Regions from separate parts of the Homo sapiens genome. Here region 2 is linked to region 1. A link is a loop called in an ENCODE intact Hi-C map of the cell type or tissue named here. Cell type or tissue: pancreas. All regions are shown on one strand. Links, peaks and the distances in the headings refer to the core of each region. The heading gives the core; the rest is flanking DNA.

Evidence for each region. Peaks named below come from ENCODE experiments on the same cell type or tissue, not always from the same donor. Only the 100,000 strongest peaks of a DNase experiment are listed, where the experiment ranks them.
Region 2: it touches region 1 in a loop (2.0-fold over the local background); 11 of 110 quality-filtered maps call a loop at or near these places.

What each region holds. Positions count from the first base shown.
Region 1 is chr4:183,110,437-183,121,364 of GRCh38, reverse strand. All of the region lies in intron 1 of WWC2 (WW and C2 domain containing 2), which reads right to left. Among named protein-coding and RNA genes, the nearest start is that of WWC2, 17 kb to the right of the region's middle. In pancreas, for the core only: no CTCF peak of the experiment used is centred there; no DNase peak of the experiment used is centred there; H3K27ac peaks cover 520 bases.
Region 2 is chr4:183,169,310-183,180,237 of GRCh38, reverse strand. All of the region lies in intron 1 of WWC2 (WW and C2 domain containing 2), which reads right to left. It also overlaps the pseudogene LOC124900923. Among named protein-coding and RNA genes, the nearest start is that of WWC2-AS1, 66 kb to the left of the region's middle. In pancreas, for the core only: no CTCF peak of the experiment used is centred there; no DNase peak of the experiment used is centred there; H3K27ac peaks cover 2,899 bases.

The DNA.
Region 1 (10,928 bases), core at 1,443-9,442:
CAAAATTTAAAAAAAAAAAATCCAAAATCTGAAACACTTCCGGTCCCAAGCATTTCAGATCAAGAACACCCAAACTCTATTAGCACAACAATCATCACAGAAAATTACACGTCAACAATTTAATTATTTTCCTCCACAATGTTACTTTTTTTTTTTTTTTGAGATAATGTCTCTATCTGTTGCCCAGGATGGAGTGCAGTGGTAGGATCACCATCACAGCTTACTGCAGCCTTGACTTCCCACCTCAGCCTCCCAAGTAGCTGGGACTACAGGTGCGCACCGCCATGCCTGGCTAACTTTTGTATTATTTTGTAGAGACAAGGTCTCGCCATGTTGTCCAGGCTGGTCTCAAACTCCTGGGCTCAAGTGATCTGCCGGCCTCCCAAAGTGCTGGGATCAAAGGCGTAAGCAACCCCTCCTGGCCACAATGTTACTTTTTAAAATGTGTTCTGGCTGGGCATGGTGGCTCATGCCTGTGAGCCCAGCACTTTGGGAGGCCAATGCAGGAGAACTGCCTGAGCCCAGGAGGTCAGTCAGCCATGATGGCACCACTGCACTCCAGCCTGGGCCACAAAGCAAGACCAGCCATTAATTAAATAAATGTATTTTATTGTTCACATCCAACTTATACCAAAATTAAAGAGAACTTCCCCAAAACTAAAGATAAGGTAAAATTAAATAATATTAAATATTAACAGAAATTTAGGGAATATCATGATTTTAACAAATGCTTGCATTTTTCTCTGTACAAATTTGAATATTTGAACATTTTCTTCTCTATAAAGGGAATTTTCATTTAAATTAAATGTGTAAAACAGTGCAGTATACACATAATCATTTCAAGTGACCCAAAAAGTAATTCCATAATCTCCAAGTTATTCCCCTAGTCTACAGTCTTACTCCCCAGAAGCAGCCACTAATAAAGATGCCTTGTTCAAAATGGTTCTAGTTCATAAACGTCAGCATCAATCTGTGTACATGCATTTTAACCCTAACATAATCACAGTAGAGATCTTTGTATTTGGGCACTAATACATCTTTCTTTGTTAACAATTCACAGTATTTCATTCTATATGCTATGATTTAACTAACATGAATAAAGGTGTTTTTCAATAAAATTTATATACATTCCCTTTCAGGCAGCTGACATTGAGAATGTTTAAATAACTGGTTTTCCAACTAACTGATTCCTCATTTTCCTCTACAAGGCCAAAAAGGATACCAGCTTTCCTAAATTATTAACTTAATCATAAAGTAGCAAAACATCCTTTCTATACTTGTAAAGGTAATTTTTCATCTCTACGGCTAGGATATCCCTTCTGATGTCTTGATGAAACCAGCTGTTTAAATGATTTCCATTTCCGTTGTGGGTTTTTAAAAAACCCAATAACAAATAAATTTAAGTTCTGTGAATGAACTGTTTAAGAATCATATAATTATCACTATGGATGTATATCAGAGTAAAGAACTCAGGGGTTAAAGGCTGACCACAGAAGAAATGAAAATCGTGGAAAGAAAATGAACGTAGTACTAAGAGACTTCCATGATTTACACATAAAAAACTTCCCTCAATGGGTTAAATGAATATCCATCTCCAATATACTACGTGCTCATTTTAAGTTCCCACCCATAACTCAGAATATCTTTTGGAGTTATCCTAAGTTATATCTGTGTTTTTAAAACTGACATCTTAACCAAAAAAAAGTCCATTTTTAGTTTTTAAAATTAAAACTTCTGTTTTTAAAAAACTCACTGTTTTCCAACATACATGGGCAAAGTGCATGGTTACACAGAGAAGTAAATATGAGGAGGGGCTTTATACCCCGTCTTGAAATGAGGCGCCCAGCAGGTTCTTCCAAAACCTTAAGAAGCAAGTCATGGTTTCTTCTTGCTAACTGTGTAAAGGACAAGTGCTTCAGGGTTCATTCTCAATAGTGACCTGAAGAAGAGGCGAGGATGCAGGAAGAGGACAAAGGGCATCTCTTCACTTCGTCCTATATTCTCAGTGGGAGAATTAATTACATTATCACTATATATCCTTAAACTAAGCCATTCCCAGACTCCATGCCTTTAACTGGAGAAGTAACTTCTGTAGTCCAGCCAAATTCCTAGTGCCCTTCTGGAGAGGGAATTCATGGAAATTCATCTTAACGGCAGGGCCAGTGCAATGCTCCTGATTTTCATTCAAATGGGCCAACCTGTGTCCTTCACTACCACCACTAATTTAGGTAAACACTGCTAGTTTAAATAGCACAAAGGAGTATAATCAAAAATCACACAACAGAATCAAATAGCAAGTCTAAGCAATCACTAGGAGTCAGTAAAATTCAGACTGGAGTACGGTAGAAAGCAATGAAACAAACACCATCAGGACAAAAGGAGTCTTTAAGAATGAAGTAAAGTGTTGTCAGGGGAGGATGAGAGACAGGATTACAAAAAAAAAAAAAGTTGAGATATTTCAGATAAATCATGACCCTTCTATGCAAACCACTACACACAGCTTCTTTTTGGTCACAATAGTAAACCCGGTCAGACAACTGGCTAAAAGGACTCAACGCTTGGCTACTTGGCTGCAGCCCCATAATGTCTTTCCTCATTTGAATAGCATTTTAGGAATGTTTTGTCAATGTGTCTGATGATTATTCACTTCTACTGCATTCCTCCCTTCACCACGATAATTATGGTCACAGTAACAATTTATTTTATAGACAGAACACTCACAATGCTAAATGATGACTTTTTAAAAATCTGTTAAGATTCATGTATTTGTCCACATTTTCTAAAAAAGTTAATTTTAACAATTGTTGCTCATAGCAACACAGGACAAAAGATTTTTCACATGCATAATCTAGGCATTTAATCAAAATTCACAAACTTGATCTCAAACCAAGTCAAATGTAGAAATGTAGGAAAACATAGAATCAGATACACAATATATTTCTAGCTACCATAAAGACAGAAAAAAAAAGTGCAGCAACCTGTAACAGGGATAAGGAATGTACAAATGAAAAGATTCCTCTTTAACCATAGTTTAGTGACTGCCTGTACACTTCTAGGTAAGTTTCACAGCATAAGTAAATCCAACAAAAACATGCCACACTCCCTCTGAATTTCTATCACTTCCTATTTATGAAGGCTCTTTACCCTGAATCCAAATCTAAGTAGTTTAAAGCAAACTATAACGTGGCAATCGACTGAAAGAAACTATTTTTCCTCTAAGACTGAGGCTCGACTATAAGAGTAGAGGTAAAAAAAATATCCATAACCGGCCAGGCGCAGTGGCTCACTCCTGTAATCCCAGCACTTTGGGAGGCCAAGGTGGGTGGATCACGAAGTCAGCAGTTCAAGACCAGCCTGGCCAACATGGCGAAACCCCGTCTCTACTAAAATACAAAAATTAGCCGAGCATGGTGGCACGAGCCTATAGTCCCAGCTACTTGGGGGGCAGAGGCAGGAGAATCGCTTGAACCCGGGAAGCGGCAGTTGCAGTGAGCCAAGATCGCACCATTGCATTCCAGCCTGGCACTCCAGCCTGGGCGACAGAGCGAGACTCCACCTCAAAAAAAAAAAAAAAGATCCCCAATCAAGGTCTGCGGGCTGGGCATGGTGGCTCACGCCTGTAATCCCAGCACTCTGGGAGGCTGAGGCAGGAGGATCCCTTAAGCGCAAGAGTTCAAGACCAGCCTGGGCAACACAGGGAGATGAGACCTTGTCTCAGTGTTTTAAACAAAAAAAAAAAAAGCTTTGTAATTTACATGTTTGTGGTAAAATCAAGGCTTTCTTGGATTATAGTAGACACCCAACAGGGTTTAAATTAATGAAAAAGCACTATAGAAAAGAACGTGGCCGGGCACAGTGGCTCATGCCTGTAATCCCAGCACTTTGGGAGGCTGAGGCGGGCAGATCACCTGAGGTCAGGAGTTCGAGACCAGCCTGACCAATATGGTGAAACCCCATCTTTACTAAAAATACAAAAATTAGCTGGGCATGGTGGCGGGCACCTGTAATCTCAGCTACCCAGGAGGCTGAGGCAGGAGAATCGCTTAAACCCAGGAGGCAGAGGTTGCAGTGAGCCAAGATCACGCCATTGCACTCCAGCCTGGGGGACAGAGCAAGACTCCATCAAAAAAAAAAAAAAAAAAAAAAAAAGAAGAAGAATGTGGAAGAGCTGGAACTCCACTTTATCACTTTGAAAATTCTCTATCCTTCATGATCAGTTCAACTTGTCTCGAAAAGGGAGGGGATATGCAGAAGTGTAGGTGGTGTAAGTGGCACATTTGAAAAGGAGATGGTTCCACAGAAGCCTAGATTGGGAGAAGCTGTGGGACAACACTGAACCGTTTTTAGAACCAGAGACAGGACAGGAATGAAGAGGATTTATAGCATATAGATCTCAGCCTCTAAAAGAACTGAAAACACTGGAACAAGGCAGAAATGACAGAATCAAATTAGGATTTATTTGAGCAACTAATATCCACAAGACATTGTACTGGGTATCTTGCAAGGCAGGATAAATAAATAATATTGTGCATGATTTAACTAAACAGAGCCTATAACCTAATTTGAGAAAATAATAAATTCTGAAAAAGTAATAGTTTAATTCAAGGAGTCAAAATACAGTACACATGTAGTTTTAATACAGATGCTAAAAACAGGTAGCATAAGAATTAAGCACTGGAAGATTATGTGTGGCTAAGTTGTTAAGGCAAACTTTAAGTGATGAAACTTCAGCTAAATCCTGAAGGAGGCTCTATCTTCCAAAGCCAGGGAGGCGGCCAAAGGCCTTTCCTAGCAGGAATCGAAGGCAGTATCTTGTTAGATGTACAGCTTGGAAGTCAGACAGACACGCTTGAGTTCTGCCACCACTTAACAGCTTTGTGCCCTTAGACAAGTCACTTAAACCTCTTCAGTCTCAGTTTCCTAAAATGGAAATAATAATGGTACCTATCAAAGTTTCTTTTATTCAATAGTTACTAAGAGCTTGCACAAAGCTGAGCATTGGAATACAGTAGTGAACAAGACAGACACAATACCTGCCCTCATGAAGCTTGAGATAAATATGTGAAGGGCTCTTCACATAACTTATGGTACTTGTCATCATCATCATCTTTAGCACAGTGGTGAAAAGTATAAGATATGTTCCAGTGAATGGTGCAAAAACAGACACACACACCAATGGAACATGTTAGAAAAACCAGAAATAAAGTCACACACTTACCACCATCTGGTCTTTGACAAAGTTGACAAAAATGAGCAATGGGGAGAGTACTTCCTATTCAATAAAAGGTGCTGGGATAACTGGCCAGTCATATGCAGAAGACTGAAACTGGACCCCTTCCTACACCATATACAAAAGTCAACTAGAGCTGGATTAAAGACTTAAGTGTAAAACCTAAAACTATAAAAACCCTAGAAGAAAACCTAGGAAATACCATTCTGGACGTAGGCCCTGGCAAAGATTTCATGACAAAGAGGCCAAAAGCAACTGCAACAAAAAAGAAAACCAACAAATGGGACCTAATTAAACTAAAGAGCTTCTGCACAGCAAAAGAAACTATCAACAGAGTAACCTACAGAATTGGAGAAAATATATGCAAACTATGCATCTGACAAAGGTCTGAAATCCAGAATCTATAAGGAACATAAACAAACCAACAAGCAAAAAACAAACAACCCCATAAAAAATGAGCAACGGACACGAACAGACATTTCTCAAAAGAAGGCATATGAAAAAATTCTCAACATCACTGATCATTAGAGAAATGCAAATCAAAACCACAATGAGATACCATCTCACACCAGTCAAAATGGCTATTAGATAAAAGTCAAAAGATGCTGTCCAGGTTACAGAGGAAAGGGAATGCTTAAACACTGCTGGTAGGAATGTAAACTAGTTCAGCCACTGTGGAAAGCAGTTTGGAGATTTCTCAAAGAACTTAAAACAGAACTGCCATCCAACCGAGCAATCCCTTTACTGGGTATATACCCACAGGAATACAAATCATTCTGCCACAAAGACACATGCACATTTATGTTCACTGCAGCACTAATCACAATAGCAAAGACATAGAATCAACCTAAAGGCCCATCAAGGGTAGACTGGATAAAGAAAATGTGGTACATATACACCATGGAACACTATGCACCACAAAAAAGAATGAAATCATGATCTCTGCAACAACATGGATGGAACTGTAGGCCATTATCCTAAGCAAATTAACACAGGAATAGAAAACCAAATACCGCATGTTCTCACTTATAAGTGGGAACTAAACACTGAGTACACATGGAAGCTAAAAGGGAACAACAGACATCACAGCCTATTTGAGAGTGGAAGGTGGGAGGAGGGTGAAGATCAAAAAACTACCTATGGGGATTAGCTGGGTGTGGTGGTGCACGCCTCTATTCCCAGCTACTTAGGAGGCTGAGGCATGACAATCGCTTGAACCCGGGAGGCAGAGGTTGCAGTGAGCACAGATCTTGCCACTGCACTCTAGCCTAGGCGATAGAATGAGACTGGCTCAAAAATAAATAAACAAAAACAAACAAACAAACAACCTACGGGGTACTATGTTTATTACCTGGGTGATGAAATAATTTGTACACCAAACCCCCGCAACACACTATCTACCCACATTAACAAATCCACGTGTGTACTCTGTGAACCTGAAATAAACGTTGGAAGAAAAAAAAAAAGGTATGTTCCAGTGAAAACAAATAAACCATCTTAGCTGAAACAAGGTTTCACAAAAAATATTGCCATGTCTCAAGGCTCAATCTTGGAACCTCTCCTTTTCCTCTCTTCCAGTAATCTCATCCCATCCCACAACTTCAAATACTACCTATGTATAAACCAAATTTAGTATCTCTAGCTCTGAGCTGTCTCCTGAACAAAAGATTCTATATCTGGGTGTCTACTAGATTTCTCTATTTGTATGTCTTCATAGGGGTCTCACACCTTGTATTTCTTGCATTGCTATAAGCACCTGAAATGGGGTAATTTATAAGGAAAAGAGGTTTAATTGGACCTATGACTTCTGCAGGCTACACAGAAAGCATGGCCCCAGTCACCTGCTCAGCTCCTGGGAAGAGCTTCAGGAAGCTTACAATTAAGGTAGAAGGCAAAAGAGGAGCAGGCACATCATATGGCCAGAGCAGGAACAAGAGAGAGGATGGCGGGGGGAGGAGGTGGTGCCGTACACTTAAACAACCAGATACTGCAAGAACTCACCCACTACCCGACCTCCTACCAGGCCCTACCTCCAACTAGGAATTACAAATTACAATAGTGGGGACACATATTCAAACTCTATCACACCTATACATCGGAAACAGAACTTTGGATTAGCAATCCAAATGGATACCAACCAACCACATTCTCCCTCGGTCTTTCCCTAATGGTAACTCTTTTATTCTCTCTTTTCCTCAAGCCTCATGTACCCACATCATGAGCAAGTTCTTTCATTTTTACCAAAAAAACATAGGTTTTTTAGGTAAAAGCAAATCCACTCACTGCTTCCCACTGCCAAAGCCATCATTCTAGTGCAAGCTCTGATTGTTTCTCATCCAGATTATCTCACTAAAAAAAAAAAAAAAATCTGTAATTCCTTCTCCATAGAGTAGTGATCTCTTTTTTAAAATAAGATCTTTAAAAAGAAAAAAAGAAAGGCCAGGCACAGTGGCTCACACCTGTAAATTTCAGCACTTTGGGAGGCTGCAGAGGGAGGACTGCTTGAAGCCAGGAGTTTGAGACCAGCCTGGCAACATACTGAGGCTCTGTCTCTACCAACAAACAAAAATGAGTAAGATCATCTTGCATGCACGTGCATGTGCGCGCGCACGCGCGCGCACACACACACACACACACACACACACACACACACAGGCCCCACCTTACCTCAGTTCAATTGAAAACTCTCCAATAGCTCCCAAACAACCTTAAAATCTTGATGGTCTACAAGGCATACATGATAGGACCCCTTTCTATAGGTTGGTGCAAAAGTAATTGTGGTTTTTGCATTGAAAGCAATTACTTTTGCACCAACCTAATACTTCTCTGCCTCATTTCATAAGACCCTCCTCCCTCTGTTTCTACATCAATCTGTGCTGATGGAAACGTTCTGTATTTGCAGTGGTGCAATCTCAGCTCACTGCAACCTCCGCCTTCCAGGTTCAAGTGATTCTGCTGCCTCAACCTCTCAAGTAGCTGAGATTACAAGTATGCACCCCACGCCTGGCTAATTTTTGTATTTTTAGTAGAGATGGGGTTTTGCCATGTTGGCTAGGCTGGTCTCGAACTCCTGACCTCAGGTGATCCACCTGCCTCGGCCTCCCAAAGTGCTGGGATTACACGCATGAGCCACCGTGCCCGGCGGAACTAAATTTCTAACTTAATTTTAACTAGTTTAAATTTAAATAGCCACATACTCCTAGAAGGTATCATAGTGGAAAGCACAGGGCTAGTACTTCTGTTTAGTCTTTTCTTCTGCCTAGACCACTCTTCCCCCCAGATCTTCACATGAATGGCTCCTTCTTATCCTCATAGCTCAGCTAAATGCCAGCTCCTCAGAAAGGCCTTTCCTGATCACCTAACCCAAAGCAGCTCCCACCGACACTATTATCACTTCATCTTGTTTATTTTAATCAAAGCAAATTCACTACTATCTTTAGAATCTGTTTGCCTTCCCCAAAGTAGAATATAAAATCCATGAAAACAGAGATCTCACCTATTTCATTCAACACCGTGTCCCCGAAATGTATGTGCTAGGCATATAGTGTTTCCAATAAATGTGTGACGAATAGTTTGATTGAATGAATGAATGAGTGACTGAGTGAATGACTAGGTGGTGAAGTCAGTAAAGTAAGCTGGGGACAAATTATGGAGGTTACTGGAAGAAGGAAAAGGTCCTTCAAATGCATACATTTCATTTCTATGGGTACAGGCCTCCGCCGTGTTAAGTGTCCCTGTGGGGACAGGCAATCTAAGCACAGAGCATGAAGGGGCACACACAAAGCAGGTCTCTATTCTCAAATAACTTAGAATCAATTTTATGAAAACATTAGTGATGCAGACACACACAAGCTCCTTACACATGAGACACTAGGAAATCTCTCAAGAATGCATCTACATACGTTCTACAGGCATACCTTCAGGGGTAAATGAAGGACTGAAAGTAGAGTTAGACAATCAAGTTAGTTTTGTAGTCTTTCAATCTACAATAGCAAACCAGGGCACTGATGTTATGTTAAACATTCTGCCAAGTTAAATACTGGTTTCTAGTCATGCTGTCCTATGAGAAATATCATTAGCTATGTCATTTAGCAGAAAAGGGGAAGGGAGACAAAGAAGGAAAAAAGTAAATGATCTGGCTGGGCGTGGTGGCTCACGCCTGTAATCCCAGCACTTTGGGAGGCCACGATGGGAGAAATGCTTGAGGCCAGGAGTTGGAGACCAGCCTGGGCAACATGGCGAAACCCTGACTCTACAAAAAGTACAAAAAAACTTAGCCAGGTGTTGTGCCGCACCCCTGTAGTCCCAGCTACTCCAGAGGCTGAGGTGGGAGGATCACCTGAGCCCAGGGAGATTGAGGCTGCAACGAGCCATGATCACGCCACTGCACTCCAGCCTGGGCAACAGAGTGAGACCCGGTATCAAAAAAAAAAAAACAAAACAGAAAGTAAATGATCTGTTTTTATCAAACTCAAACACTGATAAGCAGCAGATAAGAAAAGAACATATGGTATGGACAGAATTACCAACCAGCCCAAAATTACACCTAGACCAGTAAGTCAACAAAGCTGATAACCCAGTGATACTATGTACAAAGCAGATTCCACACATTCATTCACTGTCACAGTTTCAAAGAAAAAAAAAGACTGGAATTCTAATGTATCTCTATTAAAAACCATAATGCTAAGGAAAACTGCAGAGTAGATTCAAGTTTCACACTAAATGAAACTACATGCTCCTCAAATCTTGTGCAAAGTTGTCTACCACATTTTAAACTTAACTGAATATCACTGCCACTTCATACCAATTATGCAATTATAAAATGCACAACTGTCAATAAAGTATGCAACGTATTCTACAGTCCATTAGTAAGTCAGAATTTTATTTTATTTTTTGAGATGGAGTCTGGCTCTGTCGCCCAGGCTGGAGTGCAGTAGTGCAATCTCCGCTCACTGCAAGCTCCGCCTCCTGGATTCACGCCATTCTCCTGCCTCAGCCTCCCGAAGAGCTGGGACTACCAGCGCCTGCCACGACGCCCGGCTAATTATTTTATATTTTTAGTAGAGATGGGGTTTCACCATGTTAGCCAGGATGGTCTCAATCTCCTGACCTCGTGATCCGCCCGCCTCAGCCTCCCAAAGTGCTAGGATTACAGGCGTGAGCCACCGAGCCCAGCCCTGTAAATCAGGATTTTAATCAGGGGTTTGTAGCACCAATCTCTATAATTCAACGTTTACCTCTGTTGTTCACATTCAGAACTGGTGACCAACACAACCCAGGCCACACCAGAAAACAACACTGCACATGCAGCAGGAGCAAAGTTCACACCAAAGGAAAGCCTCTTTGCCTTCCAAATGTTGACATACTCATTTTCACAAAAATACCAGGGACACTTACTTAGTTAAAAGTGATTATTGTCATAACACAATGTCTATGCTTCTTTAAAATTAAATTTCCTACCTCCACTCCTAGTGAAACCAAAGTACATTAAATGTACACCTTTATTCAAATGCTCTATTGGAACTATTGTAATTCCTCATGAGCTACAGGAGTGAAAAAACAGCTCCCAATACATAACTCTGTTAGTGCATGACTACCTCACTTCTGAGCTGGCTCCATTTTGGAACCATGATTTGTTTACTGACATCAGGGCAAAAAGTATAGGAAAAATTACTGACAAAGCAAAAAAAAAAAAAAA
Region 2 (10,928 bases), core at 1,379-9,378, 59 kb before region 1:
GAAGCCCAGGAGAGGTCAAGGAGAAGCCAGTCCGCCTGATATACAAGTAGCAAAAATATCTTTAACACGTGCAGTTCCCTCCACCTGGAACATCTTCTCTCCCTCCACTTTTCCACCATCCTGCCCCTTTTATAGTTTCACACTTAAACAGTTGTCTTCTTCTAAGATTCAACGTCCTTAAAAATTAATTCAAACATCATCTTCTTGGGGAAGACATCATGTTTTCCCAAAGCTGTCACTATTTAGTGACATTGTTAAGCTCTGGAAGTATTTTCCCATTAAAATATTTCACACGGTTTACATTTTTTAGTTGACTTCTCTGTTCAGTTCACCGAGTTCCTAGCGGTTGTTTCATCTCTGCATGCCAAACACATACATGGTACACAGTGCTCAATGTTTGTTAGAGAAAACAGTGAGTGAGTGATTTCCAGAGAGACGTTTCCTTAGAGGTCCAGATTTATCAGAGAGCATCTCCCTGATCATTCCATAGCAGGGTATCTAATGGCCACATCAAACAACTCATAAAAAACAACGCTTTAACTTCCCCCTCATGACCACTTCCCCAGTCCCATTCCTCCCCCAAATGACCTGTTTGGAAAATGGCACCATCATCAACCCAGATGCTCACCTCACAACCCGGGAGGCGGTCATCCTTGATGGCCCCCTCTCCGTCAACATCCTGTAGGCTCACCCTCCAGAACACAGCCCTATTTACAACTATTTTTCCTCCACCACCACCTCTCTAATCCAACCTATTAGCATCTCTTGCCCCGATTAACTTCCTAACTAGTTGTTACATTTCCACTCTCATCCCTCTATAACCCATACTCCACACAGCAGCTGGTGGTCTTTTGAAAATAGTTATTAAAATCTTACTTTTAATATAAGATTTTAGTTAAAAAATACATGGATATACCCTCCTTGTAAAGTATTAAAATACTGCAGACAATGCTAAGTCTCTTTGACCACCAGCTCTCATTCCAGTTCTCACACTCCTCTCTTCAGAAGTATCCACGACCACCGGGGCAGTATGTGTTCTTCCAGGCCTTTCTCTACATACAGCCTAGAAAATATAATATACTGTGCACATCGTTCTGAAGTTTACTTTTTTCATTCAACAATATAATTTATGAGGCTTTTCATGTTGCTACCTCGTTTTTAATAGTAAGTTTTTTTAAATTTTGTTTTATGTCACAGGAGCATCTTTTACAATAAGCTTAGATCACAGTTTAGCCCTTCCAGTATTGTCTGGTACTGATAGCCATTTTAATTGTATCCAAAACAACACTGTACTGAATATCCTTGAATGAGCCCTAAGTTAGATACTGACAAGTATTTTACTCAGACACAGATTCATAAAGTTAACCTCAGGAAGCACTTCCTGCTATGCAGCTCCTGCAGTAAGGGGACTTGGGGCCATGATGCCTTAGCCTTACTTGTAGTTCTCGATTATGCGCCCTGAAGCCTGCTGCTTCTGAACGGAGAGCTCAGCTAGATCAGACTGAGTCCGAGCTTCCATGCAGCAAGCTCCCTGGTGTAAAGGCACAGCTGCTGTCAGTGGAGAGTTATAAGAACTAACTCAGCCTTAATAGCTTGTGGGGAAGTATCTGGTGCTTCAGTTCCATCCTCTGATTTTTACTTTTTTTTTTTTTTTTTAAAGAGACTGGGCAGCACAGCAAGACTTCAGGGGTCTTGCTCTACTGCTCAGGCTGGGCTGCAGCCTCGAACTCCTGGGCTCAAGTGATCCTCCTGCCTCAGCTTCAAGAGTAAGCTAGGACTTACCGGTATGTGCCACTATGCCTGGCTAATTTTTTAAATTTATTTATTTATTTATTTATTTATTTATTTATTTATTTATTTGTAGAAACAGGGTCTCACTGTGTAGCCCAGGCTGGTCTCAAACTCCTGGGCTCAAGTGATCCTCCCACATTGGTATCCCGAAGAGTTGAAATTATAGGCATCAGCCACTCTCTGGCCCTGATTTTAACTTCTTTTGCAGTCTACAGCTATTGTTACATTTAGAGACAAAATAAATGAATTTCACAATAAATTTCAAAATGTTCATAATGTGAGGTTGGTGTTATTTCAGTATATCTCAACTCTTAATCTTGCCTGGATAAATGCAAGAAGAAAGTATGTTGGTTTGGCCACATGATCAATGCATTTCTGTGGGATTTACCTGAACAAATGTCCTAACGCTATAGTGATGCTGTTAGCAGGGCCTGGTCTTTAACTAAGGGATCTCTACATAACTGACCTAAATGGAGTTACCCAGCATTGACTCTCAGTGATCTTGCAGGGTCCCAAAGTGAAGAAGAAATTCAGTTAAGCACAGGCCTTCCAGAATGTGAAGATCATGGAGGCAGCTGGCCAGATTACTAGACAATTAAACCAAGTCTAACTGCTTCCCAAAAAAGCTTTAAGAAGGTAAATGAGTCAATCAATCTCGGTGCACCTGTAGCTTCTCAGGCCAGAGAAAAAGCACATGCTGGAAAGCATGCTTAACATTTCAAAGATGACTATTTATAGACATCCAAAAAATATATGCCCATGTTCATAAATGTTACTCTTTTTTTTTCTAACATCATCTAAGGCATTTTAAACTTAGATTCAAGTTTCTATTATAGTCTGCTTCTACAAAATGTTCACTTTTTTATATATAATGTATTTATTAAGAAGAGGAAACAGCCTTATTTATTCTTGAACCTTGTTAAACAACAAAGGAGCTTCTGACCAAAGGCCCTACAATTTCCTTCTTTGATTTCTTTGTATTAAATTGTTTTATATTAAATTTACAAAGGTTCTATTTTTATTGTCATAATCTGACTCTTTTGTGTTATGCATATATTTCACCAAGACCAATTTGAATTTTTTCTAAACATTTAGTGACCAATTTCACAGATCATGCATGATCCTTAGCCTTGAGATTTTTACATAATTATTTCACTTTATTCTCTAGTTGACAATGTAATACGAGCTAGAAGGAGACACCTGTTGTGGAAGTCACAGATTTACAGGTTGCTTATTACCACAGCAGAGCTGACTAATGCATGAGTCTATCTAAAGTAGTCACTATCTATCATGGCATACAGTTGATTTCTTTAATGCTATTATCATGTCTGAATTTATCTCCTTTATTGCTCTAGTCCTCCTTCCTACCTCCCCATGACTTATTTTGTCCACCACTGTGGTCCTTAGTGGCTAGAACAGCGACTGCTGCTCATTCAACATGTGTTCAATGAACCTATCTTCTGGTGACCACCACATCTGCACTGGTGACTCCTTCAACCGTACACTAAGTCACGCTTAGCTTCTGCAAGTATTTGTTTTGCAGTATTGAAAAACTCCTCCATGAGGAGGGCACAGCGTTCTGCCTGGAGTGTGAGGCCGGTGTTGCTTGGCTGCAGCTGCCATTTGCCACTGATGATCATTCTTCTCTTCCCCTGTGAGAGTAAGGAGAGGATGCAGTCTGAGTGGTTCAAAAAAATTTAAAAAAACAAAAATAAAAATAAAAGGGCTGGGCATGGTGGCTCACGGCTGTAATCCCAGCACTTTGGTGAGCCAAGGTGGGTGGATCACCTGAGGTCAGGAGTTCGAGACCAGCCTGGCCAATATGGTGAAACCCCATCTCTACTAAAAATACAAAAATTAGCTGGGCGTGGTGGCAGGTGCCTGTAATCCTAGCTACTCGGGAGGCTGAGGCAGGAGAATCACTTGAACCTGGGAGGTGGCGGTTGCAGTGAGCCGAGATTGTGCCACTGCACTCCAGCCTGAGTGACAGAGTGATACTGCGTCTCAAAAAAATAAATAAATAAAAAATAAAAAATCTCCTTATTCTGGCCCTGAGTACAACTAAAAGACAAACTGAAAGAATCACAGATTTTTTTAAGCTCCGGGGCTGGAATTTCAAGAACCAAGAGAAAACTAAGAAACGTTCCTAAGCAGCCTAAAGAATGGTACTAACATGCCACAAATCAATCCCATACCTACTATTTGCTTTGCTATTTAAACATACGATTGAATTTTTATAGCTTACATGGAGACTTTCCTTGGTGATATTTCTGTGTGCTCTCTAGCCTCTATGTTCCTCTGGCACAGCACCAGATCCTCCAAGCACTAAAAATTAGACATATGGAATGTGAGGAATGTTTGATAACTATACTAACTTCAGAGATCAGCCCTTATTCATAAACAAAAATGCATGCCCTTTGAGCTTAGACTCAAATTCAGTTTGAAGCAAGCATAAGTCATGAGGCTGAACGCTGGCAAAGTATGCAAGGTGAAGTGAGGTGGGCTGGGAAAACTCTAAATATAGTTCTTCATCACAGTGAAGACAAATACTGCTTCTTTGTTTTAATTGAATGTGCAAAGCACTGCGTGGCTAAGTTTTAGACTAGTAGCACCTGGGTTAGAAAAACAAACCATTAAAAAATAAAATGTGCTCTGTTTCCCAGTGCTTTCACGAACATCTCCTTATCAGGGCCTCATCTTTATTTATCTTTTTCTATAGGTGCTAGCTCTGTTCAAGATTAATTAAAAGCAAAAAATCAAGTACAAAAAACGATGCTTTGAGAAACTGTTCTAGTCCAAAAGAGAAATAACAACCAGTTGCAGCATGTTTACCACGATGGGATCGCAATTTTTAAGGCAAAAAAAGTTATAAAAGAATTTTTGAGGCCAGGCACGGTGGCTCACGCCTGTAATCCAAGCACTTTGGGAGACTGATGTGGGCCGATCATTTGAGCGCAGGGGTTTGGGGCCAGCCTGGACAACATGATAAAACCCCATCTCTACAAAAAATACAAAAAATTAACCGGGTGTGGTGGCGTGTGCCTGTGGTCCCAGCTACTTGGGAGACTGAGGTGGGAGGATCACCTGAGCCCAGGAGATCAAGGCTACAGTGAGCCAAGATCACACCGCTGCACTCCAGCCTGGGCAACAGAGACACTGCCTCAAAAACAAAAACAAAAACAAAAAAATAAATAAATAAGAAATTTTGAAACTATATAATTTATGCTAGATGTCAGATGATGTTAGACATGCTAGATGTTAAATGATGTTATGGAACTATTTTTTTAATTTTCCATAGGTATGATAATTATAGTCCTGTAAGAGAATATTTTTGTTCCTGGGAAATGTATGCTGAACTATTTAGGAGAGAAGGGTCATAATAGCTGTCTGTACCTTACCTTCAAATGTTACAGCAAGAGAGAAAATATAGACATAAATATATTTACCTTACATATACCATATATACTGGGAAATGTATGCTGAACTATTTAGGAGTGACGGGTCATAATATCTGTACCTTACCTTCAAATGTTACAGCAAAAGAGAAAATATAGACATAGATATATTTATCTTACATATACCATATATACTTGTAGAATATTACAGAGAGAGAGAGAGCGCAAAAGAGAGAGAGACAGAGAGAGAGAGAAAGGAGAAGGAGAAGGAGGAGAGGAGGAAAAGGAGATGATAAAATTGGCAAAAAGTTAATTGTCAGATCTAAGAGCAGGATATATACAATGGTGTCCATTCTACTGTTTTCATTTTTTCTTATGTTTGAAAATTTTCAAAATAAAAAGTTGGGAGGATAAAATTCATTATTAAAGAACTTCCAGTAAACACTACACAGATTTAATATATGTGCTTACCTACATTCCCTCTAGAAAATAGCAGAAAGGGGATTTTTTAAAAGGCATAAACACAAAAGGACAATGGGAAGGTCAGCGGATGAGAACAACAAAATTTGGGACGGTGGGAAGCAAACTGCAGCGTGGTAAGTGATTCAGGAGACATGAGAAACAGAAAGCCTAGGTTAGCAATAGAGAAAGCCCAGAAGCAGATCCATTCATACTGCAAAAGCCTGAAACGGCTCAGGAATTCCAGCACCACAGACTTCAGACGGAGGGTGTGACCATGGAGGACTTGCCAGAAGTCTGTTAAGAAGCAGTCAGACCCCCTGCCTGCCTTTGCCCAACCTGGGCAGAAACAGAAGGTTTATTCTCTAGAAAGACTTAATCAGATGGGCCGTGGACTTCCAGGTGGCTCGGACTGCTGAAAGGAGTACCTTATTAAAAACAGGGAACATTACAGAGTGTGCACACACTGAACAGCAAGCATCCCAAGCCCCATTTCCATTACTCAGTTTGCAGAACCCAGGAGTTGGGCTTACATTTGTCAGGCCGAAGAATTGGAGGGTTTTTCCTGGGAAAACTGACCAGACCAAGAGAAAAGATCTACTGACATTAACATCTGGGAGTGCCTTAACAGAAATGCTAAGCCAGATCACTGCCATATGACTACCCCACCCACTAGTAGAGAGCTTCCAAACAGCTTTTTGTGCCTCATTCTTAAATATGACTGAGAGCTGTCTCAGTAGGACAGGCTAGATAACGCTGCAATAAAAAACAATACCAAAGTCTCAGTGGTTAAAAACAACAAACATTTACTTCCCATTCAAGCCAAGTCCAAAGTGGCTCTGGATGAATCCCCGGGCAGCTGGCCCCCCGCAGTGTGGAGCATTCCACACTGCATCTTGGGTGCCTGTGGCATCTCCAATCTCAACACAAGCATCGATCATCCAGGTAGGGGAGACGTGCACATCACTTCTGCTTGCAATCCACTGGTCAAAACAAGTCAGATGGAGGCAGGGAAGTTAATCCTGTCTCCTGTGTCTGGAAGGAGTGAAGAGCCAGAATGGTTGGTATTACTTATCTCAAACGCAAAAGCTAAGAATACTAGTCCCCTAAAATGAAAGCAGAAACCAAAACAACACTGAAAAAATAAAACTGAAGAATTCATTTCTTCAGAGATATTGAAGAAAACTTCAATTAGCATATTCAGAGAGATAGAACAGGTTACTATCAAAAGAAAAATATGTGGCCAGGCACGGTGGCTCACACGTGCAATCCCAACACTTTGGGAGGCCAAGGCAGGAAGATCTCTTAAGCCTGAGAGTTTGAGACCAGCCTGGGCAACATAACAAGACCCCACCTCTACAAAAACAAAGAAATTAAAAAATTAGCCAGGCATGGCAGCACATGCTTGTGGTCCCAGCTACTCAGGAGGATGAGGTGGGAGGATCACTTGAACCTAGGAGGTCAAGGCTGCAGTGAGCTGTGATTATACCACTGCACTCCAGCCTGGGTGACAGAGCACCCTGTGGGGTGAGGAGAGGAGGGGAGGAGAGGGGAGAGAAGGGGAGGGGAGGTAAATAAATACGTACATAAATATTTGGAGAAAAGAATTTAAAAATTCCTGGAAATGAACAATATGATGGCAGAAACCATCTATTGACAAATTAAAAGATCAAGTTTAAAAAATTTCCCAAAGAGTAAGACAGAAGGGAAAAGATAAGGAAAGTGAACAACCAATCTAGGAGGTCTAATATCTGACTTGCATGAGTTCCAGAGAGAGAGAACAAAGTAAATACAAAGAGAAAAATATTATCAAAATACTAGTGCAAGAAAATTTCCCTAAACTGAATCTGAATGACACTGGTTTCTTGATTATATATGACCCACCTAGCACAATGGTTACAAAAGGCCTACATCAATGCCCAACATTGTGAAATTTTAGAACATGAGGGCAAAAACAAAACCCAAAAACTTCAGAGAGGAATCAGGTCACAAAGAGGAAACAAACAAATAACAATAACAAAAAAAAAAAAAAAAAACAAGAAACATAAAAGCATCAGACCTCTCAAACACAACACTGGAATATACAAGTCAGTAAAGCAGTACCATCGAATTTTTACTCCAAATTACTTCCAACCTGGAATTATGTCCCTAGCTAAAATATTAATCACATATGAGAGCAGAATAATGGCATCTGTGGAGATGCAAAGCCTCAACAAATCTATGCTCCCTTTCCAACGCTACTCCACCAAAACAGAGAATAAACCAAGAAAACTGGAAGACATGATATCCAGCAAATGAGCACCCAACACAGGAAAATGACAAATGAAACCTACAAGATGACAGTAAATGGAGGCCATAGGATGACAGTGTGCAGCAGTTACAATGATTAACCAGGACAAACTTGAAATTAAGAACAGAAGGTGCAGGAGGTTCCAAACCAACAGAATACACAGTGTGTTGGAATGTACTGAAAGGAGATTTATAATTCTGGCCACAAATTGGTAATAGGAATATAGAGAAGTAAGCCAATGGAAAAAAGAGATGATTATTAACTACAGAGAAAACAAAAGGAAATGCAATCATAGTACACCAGATAGGTCATCCATGAATAATATTTACATAGTCATAAAAATGTACACACAGACTACTGATTTCTTTACAAGGTGATAGAAAACACCAAGAGGATGAGGGGAGGGAGGCACATGTGCATGAGGAAGGCACAGTAAGAAAGCTGAATCCTCAACCAGGGCGGGAAGTCAGTTCTCAAAATCCAAAGCTAAGAAGTCAAGATAGATAGATAAAGTTATTTAAAAACACAGCGGCAAATACCAAAAGAAACTTTTAAATATGTAAATGTGGTCGACTGTAGAGACAGTGAATCAAGTGTGGGGGAGAGTAGTGGGTCACAGGATGCCTGTCTTTGCTTTGGGAACCATTTGAGTGTTTGTTAATCATTTACAGATATAACTTTGATTAACGTAAAGTTTTAAAATCTCCCACTAAGTTTCCAATTTTAATTTTAAAAGTCAGAAAAGTTTCCCTACCATGTTTATTTACTGATTTCAAATTTACCTCTAAAGAAATCTCATAAAACTTTAGTTACATTTGCTCAGAGATTATGTAAAGTATATTTTTCAGTACTCCAAAATACATAATATAAAAATATGAAGATATTACCAATATACACTTTTAGTATAACTAAACTCTAGTGAATCTTAAATCAAATTTTAAAACATAAATATTATACCTTGTTCTTCCAGTTTTCATTTGGAAATCCCAGTCAATATATTGTTAAAAGACACCAAATAATATATATGAAAAGTATTCTATAAAGAGTTAAAGCACAACATAAATGTTTTCACTTTTATTTTTAACCCTTGACCCTGCTCTCAATGAGGCTAATTGGAAAGACTGAGTCTAATTGGAAAGATAAGGCACATGCAGAAATGTTTATAATCTAAGGCAGTTTGTGTTAAGAACCCTGTAAACAGTACAAAGAAGAAATGAAGGCCTTTGATTAGAAAAGCTTCCTTATGGTTGCATCTGAAATAATGGATGTCACTGTAAGCTCTCATCAGTTACATTCTCTCTTCATTTTACAAAGTGGAAAACCAAATTGATTTGAAGAAATTACTTTTTCTAAATGTCATAATAGGAGACTGAGGCAGGAGGATCACTTGAAGCTCAGAGTTCAAGACCAGTCTAGGAAATATAGCGAGACTCTCTATTAAAAAAAAAAAAAAAAATTAATTAGCTAGTGTAGTCCCAGCTACTCAGGAGGCTGAGGCAAAAGGATCACTTGAGGAGTTCAAGGTTATAGTAAGCTATGACCATGCTACTGCACTCCAGTCTGGCTGGCAGAGCGAGACCCTGTCACTTTAAAAAAATATAAATAAATAAATCACAACATGATGACTATTTATTTCTCTTCCCTGTTATTTCTACCGTGCTCTCAATAAATAGTATGAAAATCAACAGAAATGCAAAATCATGTCACAAAAGTGCATCTCAGCATCCCAGGCTCCCCAGGTTTCACCTTCAGGACTTTTACCTCTCCCTGTGCCAACCCTTTGCAATACATGTTCCCAAGCCTGCTCTCCTCGAAAGTGCTTTCCTCTTTACCCCACCCACCGTCCACGTACCCCACAGGCATCCTAATGACTGACTCCAGAACTTGAGAGCTGGAAAGTTTGTCCAAGGAAGCCCCTGAAACTGTTGTCAGGTGTCTGAAGAGCATGTTTGTGCAAGGCTATGGAATGTTTTAGTTTATACACTTCGAGCCTCAGTGAGGCTGAACTGGTTAGCTGGTCCCCCATTGTGACTCTAGGTGTCTGCCTCCTGAATCTGTTTTAAGACAGATAATGGATCAAGCATGACCCGCTATTTTCTACAGTGGAAATCATTCTCTGGCCAACGGCACAATAACTGTTAATCTAATGTTCGTGTCTTTTTAAGTTAATAAGCATCTGGAATACTAATCCTCTCAGCATTATTTCTGCTATAGCTTTCTGTTCACTTTTTCCAACAAACCAACTATCCTTCAAGTAACTTGAAAACCTACTTTCCAAATAAAAGCATCCTTTGAATGATACTGTTCTTTTGAAGCTCAAATTAGTATCCATGAGAAAGTAGTGATTTACAGCAGCTTCTCTACTTAGGTAAAAGTCTACCTAATTGCTTATATTAAAGCTAGCTAGAAATCGGGTTTTCAAAAGTGTTCCTGCAATGAAAACATAATTTTACATGAATATTTACTTGATAATATAATTATTAGAAATTTAGTGATTCACTGGTTTGAGGGGAACTTGTAGCACTTTAATGCTTCTTTATGCACAGTCTTAAATCTCCAAAATTACTTGCTTCCTTTAACATATATACTATATTATATAAACAAATTAGGCTTATATGCATAAATATATTCACCCTATTATTTAGGTATCCCATGGTCATTCCAAAATCATATTTTTTACAGGGTCTCTCTGATGGCCACCCAAAAAACATAATGATTAAGAAAAACATGGCCAGGTGCAGTGGCTCACACACGTAATCCCAGCACTGTAGGAGGCTGTGGCAGGAGAATCACTTGAGGCCAGGAGTTCAAGAATAGTTTGGCAACATGGTGAGACTCCACTTCTATGAAAAAATAAAAAAAAAATTATTTTAAAAGCTTTGAGTCCGTGTTACAGCTCTTTTAGAATTCATCTAGCAGGTTTTCCAGTCTTCGATAAATGTGTAAAAAACACATGAAGCGTACTTGTCAGTCAGTCCTTCCTCAACTCTTAA